Linked DNA regions of Homo sapiens: region 1 is linked to region 2. A link is a contact called in ENCODE Hi-C data. All regions are on one chromosome and are shown on one strand. The core of a region is the stretch at or near the end of the contact, and the rest is flanking DNA. Distances in the headings are between cores, read along the strand shown. Region 1 overlaps FNDC3B (fibronectin type III domain containing 3B). Region 2 overlaps TNIK (TRAF2 and NCK interacting kinase).

Region 1 (3,312 bases), core at 240-2,739, 850 kb after region 2:
TTGTCAGAGAAAATCTAGGACATAGAGTCTTGGCATCCATTGGTTCCCCCCTCCCCCAGCTAATTAATTCCATGGGCATATATTACAGTTCTATCCCTAGAGCTTTAAACACAAAGCAAATGGTTTTTGCTTTATTACAGTGATGCTAGAATTGGTCTAAGGACCTTTAAAAAGACATGGATAATTGTCTGTATTGAAGTGTGATTTTCTTCCATTGTAGTTTTTATATTGTATATTTATGTAAAAATAAATGATTTTCATGTTAAAGAAATGACTTTAAAAGCTCCTTTTCAAGAAAACAAATATTTGGCCCGGCGCAGTGGCTCACGCCTGTAATCCCAGCACTTTGGGAGGCCGAGACGGACGGATCACCTGAGGTCAGGAGTTCGAGACCAGCTTCAACATGGAGAAACCCCATCTCTACTAAAAATACAAAATTAGCCAGGCGTGGTGGTGCAGGCCTGTAATCCCAGCTACTGGGGAGGCTGAGGCAGGCGAATTGCTTGAACCTGGGAGGCGGAGGTTGCAGTGAGCTGAGATCGCGCCATTGCACTCCATCCTGGGCAACAAGAGCGAAACTCCGTCTCAAGAAAAAAAAAAAAAAACCAAATATTTTAATCATTCTAGAGATCTTGAAGGAATTTCCTTTTGAGTTTTTGAAACAGTACAGTGTGCTTACATTGGTGATAATTTAAATACTGAAAACTCAAAGATTATCTACAGTTATTATATAGGAAAAATAAATTGCCTTGAAATAACTGTCATAATTCAAGATAATGAGAAGCACCAAGGGTGAAGCTTAGTCTGAGTTTCCCTGAATGATCCTGTTTTTTCCAGGTAATGTATTTTCTGATTTAAAAAAATTTAGTATTCCAGCAGTATCATCTGGATGAATTATTAGAAGAGGCAAAATACATGGATATTAAAGATTGAGTATTTAAAGATGAAATGGTTTTGATTTCAAAAGTTTTACAAAACAAATTATAGTGTATACAGTAAATAAAGTTGACTTTTAAATTGCATCTTATGAAAGCTTAATTTCTAAGCTGAGATAATTATTTGCAATAGTTTTTTTTTTAATGTTTTATGACTTTCATTCATTCAGTGAAAGTAGTTATTGAGCACATAACTTATTCTATGCCAGGCATGGGGCTAGATAGCTGGATGTTATCCTTATCATGCCTAGATTAAAGAAGGAAAGGCAGACACTAACATAATTGCTTAGTTAATTGATTGCAGTTGTAAATTCTAGGAAGAAGTAGTAGAGCGGGTATTTTTGTTTGATTTAGAACACATAGTGGGGGACTTGACCTGTCCTGGGAGTCAAAACACTGTTATCACAAGCTGAGAAGGATGAATAGACGTTGGTTGAGGATGGAGGAAGGTAGGTGGTAAGCTAAGATGAAGGAGTACAGGAAGAGTATCACAGACAGAGGAAACAGTATGCTTGACAGTTTCAAGCCAGGGAGGAACAGGGCTTGTTCCGATAACTGTAGGATGAATGTGACACTGACATCCTGTCAATTTCTAGAAATTATATGGTGATTTTTAAAATAGTGTTAGCCTTGTACATGGTGGTTTTTAACTATAGTTTTTGTGGTGGTGGTGGTTGTTTTTGAGATGGAGTCTTGCTCTGTCACCTAGGCTGGAGTGCAGTGGTGTGATCTAGGCTTGCCACAACTTCCGCCTCCTGGGTTCAAGCCATTTTCTTTTCTCAGCCTTCCAAGTAGCTGGGATTATAGGCACCTGCCACCACGCCTGGTTAATTTTTGTATTTTTAGTAGAGACCAGGTTTCACCCAGGTTGGTCTTGAACTCCTGACCTCAAGTGATCCACCTGCCTCAGCCTCCCAAAGTGCTGGGATTACAGGCGTGAGCCACCGTGCCCAGCCTAACTATAGTTTTTTAAGTTGTATTATGTCTTTTAACTTGTATTTAGATATCAATTAGTGATTTTTTTCCTTTGATTATCCTTTGATTAGAACTATTAATAAAACTATAAGGCTGTTGACAGAACGTACTTTGCTATTACCACTCATGGTCTAGTCTTGGAAGTTGTCTAATATTAAATATTTATGTTCATATAAGTAAAACATTGACTTTAAACATTTGGGTATTTGGCGGGGCCTATTTATAATATTTATTTAATACTGTTCATTATTGTCTTAAGATCCTGTACACAGATAATTCTTTTTATAAAAATTTTTCTTGTAAATATTTTTTGTTGTCACACAATAGAATCATATAACCAGATCAGTAATAGACACTTGGGAACAGTATGCAGCACTGTTAGGTCAAAACCTCATTGCTAGATGCAGCTTTCTTCTGTAAGTATGGTTTCTGGTGTTTTTTCTTCTGTAATTGTAGTTTCTAAATTTGTGAAAGCGAAAAGGGAATTGTGCTTTTCAAAGAAAAGTTTTCTTCAAATGGAGTTTTTAAAGTTAGATAGCATCATAAGCAACACAGGAGAATTCACTTAGCTAAATTTGAATGCATGTACTCCTCCTACCCCCATGCCCCCAATTAAGACTTATACTCCAAGTTTTGTGTTTATAAAAGATTTTATGCCACATGCTTCCTGTCTAGTATATAAATTTAGGTAATAACACTTAACAAATCCCAGAGGTTCCAGTATTAAACTGAAATTAATGTGTTGTTTTGGCAGGTTATTCTCGTTCAAGTTAATCCAGGTGAGACTTTCACAATAAGAGCAGAGGATGGAACACTTCAGTGCATTCAAGGTAAGGACATTTTTGGTAAATATTCTAATCAAAGATTTTTTTCTTTATTTGAAGGAAGTAATGTTTTTCTGTGTGTGTCTGCATGTAATTTTCTAGAAGTAAAGTATATCTTGGATATTCATTTTCTTTTTTTTTCTGTCGCATGGTCTCAAATATATATTATGATGTTATCCAAAGGACATTTTTAGTGGTAAAATCTGTATTGGGTATCTGTTGGTTAGTTATTGCTAAGTAACAAATTACTCCAAAATTTGGTGGCTTATAACAACATTTATTAACTCACAGGGGGCTAATGGTAGGAAGTTTTCTACAGTTAGTTGTTAAGTGGGCCTCTCCATGGAGAAGTGGAGGGAGCTTATGTTACCGCAGCTGGCTTCAGAGCCAATAACTAGAGGGCAAGAGGGAGCTAGTAGGTCCAGCCCAGACTCAAGAGAAGAAATTATGAAAGGGCGTGAATACCAAGAGGCAGGTCATTGGGGGCCATCTCAGAGGCTGCCCAACACAGGCTACTCTTTGGCCCCCGATGATTCATGTTCCTTCCAAATGCAAAATGCCCCGTCCCAAGATCTCCA
Region 2 (3,338 bases), core at 407-2,906:
CCCAGTTGAGCCTGACTGAATTAGTAACTATAGAAATGTACACTAAGAAATGAAGGTTGATTTTGGCCAAAAAATAATAATAATAATGGTAACTGTGATAATGTGAACTGGCATCCTCTCCCCCACTTACAGCAGACTTGAGGTTAATCTAGAGAATGAATTTTGGGCTAGAAGAAATCATCCAGTCCACAATCAGTGTCTTCAATTCTAGAATCAATTGAAATATTTGCTTATCATCAAAATAACATTTTCTTCAAGGCATTAGTCCAAGATCTGTATCCCAGCGAATCACAAAGAGGAGAAAGAAGAGCCAGCACAGAGTATTTATAGGTCACTGACTTGGTGCACAGCCAGAAGATTTTTTTTAACCAACATTTCTGCCAAAGGAACTATCTGCAGATTCTCTTAATGGTTTTTTGTTTTTTTTTTTTTTTTTGAGATGGAGTTTCGCTCTTGTTGCCCAGGCTGGAGTACAATGGCGCGATCTCAGCTCACTGCAACCTCCAACTCCTGGGTTCAAGCACTTCTCCTGCCTCAGCCTCCTGAGTAGCTGCAATTATGGGTGCCTGACACCACGCCCAGCTAATTTTTTTGTATTTTTAGTAAAGACGGGGTTTCGCCATGTTGGCCAGGCTGGTCCCGAACTCCTGGCCTTAGGTGATCCACCTGCCTCGGCCTCCCAAAGTGCTGGGATTACAGGCATGAGCCACCACGCCCGGCCTCTTAATCGTATCTTAAAGCATTTTAAAAATAACAAATGAAACTGAAAAAGATAAATCGAGGTATCTAAGCAGTTACACTGAACTCATTTCTGAAGCTCATGGACAAACTATGTAAAATCTCAAGAGACTGAAAACTATTTTCTATTCTCAAGATTCAAAGTAAAAACTTAGAATACAAAACTCTAAGAAAGAGAAGGCAGAATGGTGGCAGCTCCAGAGGGTGGGCAGAATCCTAATCTTACAACAGACCTGGGCAATTGCTGCTGTTAATTCTACCAGCAGAATGATGTAGGAGGGCTCCTTACAGCCTGGGCCCGCCTTATATTCTCTGCACAATCAGAGTGGAACCTGGGCACCTATTAGTCCCTTTCCATGCTATCTTCCTGTGAAGATTCTTATGAATAAGAAAACGTGACCTTTATCAAGGAATAATTTTATTCAAATTGTGTAAACTGGATATTTTCCACAGTTTCTTGTCAGGAGGTGGGCAGAGAAGTTAAATTTTATACCTACTTTAAAAAAAAAAAAAAGCCCCTCATGTAATGTTAGCAACTGACCAAATACTCCTTGGATTTCGTGTCTGGAGAGAAGGAACTAAGAAAACATACAGTTCTCTGAAATGTTTCCTGGATTCTTTCCTCTTTTTCCACAAAAATAGAACTACTCTTTTTCTTTTTTCTTTTTTCTCTTTTGATGGGGGATGAGGATTATACAGAAGATTTGGCAACCTAAATGAACATGAGAGAAAGCCAATAGTATAACTAAAGGAAGGGGATCGCCAAAACCATTCACTTAGGGGAATTTCAAACTTTGGTGCTAAAGCTTCCAAATAATCAGCATCACCATTCACCAAGGAGCAGAGGAGTTCGGTCTTGCTGACTGCCAGTTAAGGGCTCTGAAAAAAGACAGTCTCCTTGGCAGCCGTTCCAACCTGGCTCCTGCCCCCTGTGAACCAAGGAAAAGTGGAAATCTAATTCCATGTAGCCTGGAAGAAACCTTACAGGTCCAGGGCTGTGGAGAGGTCGGGTGAGGAACAGGAGTTCCCACCATGCCACTAGGGTTCTGGAAGCCCTGGGAAGCTGCCAGTGGCACTGCAGCACCAGGAACTGGTTCCTAGAGAACTGCCTCAAATCAGACACACATAAGGAAGTCAGGCAGTGATGGCGCTGCATGGGAATACAAGCAGAACAATCTCCTCAGAACTACTTCGAGGGTACTGTCTCTCAGCCATCTTCCAGGTTTTCCACAACCCACAAAGGTCTTTCAGGTGGGTATAATTTGGGGTTACTTGTTAAGATGGAGTTACAGCACAGCTTCATTGGCAAAGACAATGGGATCTCATATCTAGAAACAAAACTTTCTGGGTTTCACCATTTGCCCGTTATCCCCTGAGAAACATCAGCATCACCTGTTAACTTGCTTGGGAATGCAAATTCTCAGACCCAACCGAGACCTATGAATCTGAAACTCTGGAGGGGGGCGGCAGGGAGGAGGGCAGGAATTTGTGTCTTAGCCCCTCATTGTTAAGATTCTGATGCACACTAAAATTTGAGAACCATTGAGCATTCTAGAGCAACACAATTTCATGAAAAAATAGCTTTGGAAACAGCATCTGGATATTAGGCAAAAATATGTGCCTGAATAGAAGAAACACACTCCGTTCATAGTAGGGTTCTATTCCCCAATTTTTTAATTTAGTAGTTCTTTGTGAAAAATGTCCTCTCACATGCAGCATTTTAAAATGAGAAATCTGGGGCCTTCTCAACCAACTTCACACCCGCTTTCCAGGGCAGCTCAAAACAAATTACTGATAAATCAACATGGGGCACTCTGAATCATCAGTCCGTCTTTAGAACTCCCCACATGGTCAGCTGAGGCATTCCATTGAGAATGCATCATGTCTTGACTTCTCTCTCTGGCCAATCCTGCCGTCATTGCATTTCTTAATAAACCTCCTGCATGCTAAAAAAAAAATAAAAAATAAAATCAAATGAGCAATTTATTGCAAATAGCCAGTCCCAAAGAAATCCTTTTGCCTTTGTTGTTTCCCTCAAAATTGCACATTATTTAAGGGGCCTGTCTTTTACACATTTTTATTAGCACCTAGAGCAATACAAATCCTCCACAAACTCTAGCAAATATGTATTAATACAGTAATAAGTAATTCTAAGAGCAAGCACTCAAATTAGTAAGGTCTGGTTTCCTGTAGATTACTAAAGCAGGGAAGGAGTAAGGGGGAGAACTCAGAGAAAGCGTGCGCTGACTAAAAGACAGAAAGGAAGCAGAAAATTTATTCTGAGCAGATGCCAAGACTTTGCCACATGCTTACAGTAAGAGAAATGGAGAGCAGAGAAAATTATTTTTAAAACCTTCTTTCCTTGAGAACTAAGTTATCATAGCCCTGCTTTAAGATATTAGGTAAATACTTTTTCAATGCAAGACATAGGTGGACCCAGAATATTAGCAAGAAATGTGCCTTAAATTATTTAAAGGATACAGACTATTTATTTTCCATGGACAGGAATCATCTGTCTTCATTCATAAAATTCAAGCTGATAATTTTTTGATAAAACTGTTTTCTTTATAAATTGTTAATAAATAAATAAATTGTTGATA

Evidence for each region. Hi-C counts contacts between places; a loop is a spot of excess contacts on that map. Pooled maps may share reads with other maps.
Region 1: a pooled map shows a loop between it and region 2 (2.2-fold over the local background). The contact joins two enhancer-like sites. A Hi-C loop is called at or near these places in 2 of 37 single-sample maps with no recorded cell type and 2 of 50 pooled maps.

Annotation. Positions count from the first base shown.
Region 1 is chr3:172,130,807-172,134,118 of GRCh38, forward strand. FNDC3B (fibronectin type III domain containing 3B) reads left to right here. Exons shown (of 26, transcript NM_022763.4): 3 at 2,665-2,740. Among named protein-coding and RNA genes, the nearest start is that of FNDC3B, 93 kb to the left of the region's middle. Within about 2 kb of position 1,490, at least 4 of the 41 ENCODE cell types and tissues checked have a DNase peak (open chromatin) inside an H3K27ac peak, as active enhancers do.
Region 2 is chr3:171,281,923-171,285,260 of GRCh38, forward strand. The region is part of intron 2 of TNIK (TRAF2 and NCK interacting kinase); the gene reads right to left. Among named protein-coding and RNA genes, the nearest start is that of TNIK, 180 kb to the right of the region's middle. Within about 2 kb of position 1,657, at least 13 of the 41 ENCODE cell types and tissues checked have a DNase peak (open chromatin) inside an H3K27ac peak, as active enhancers do.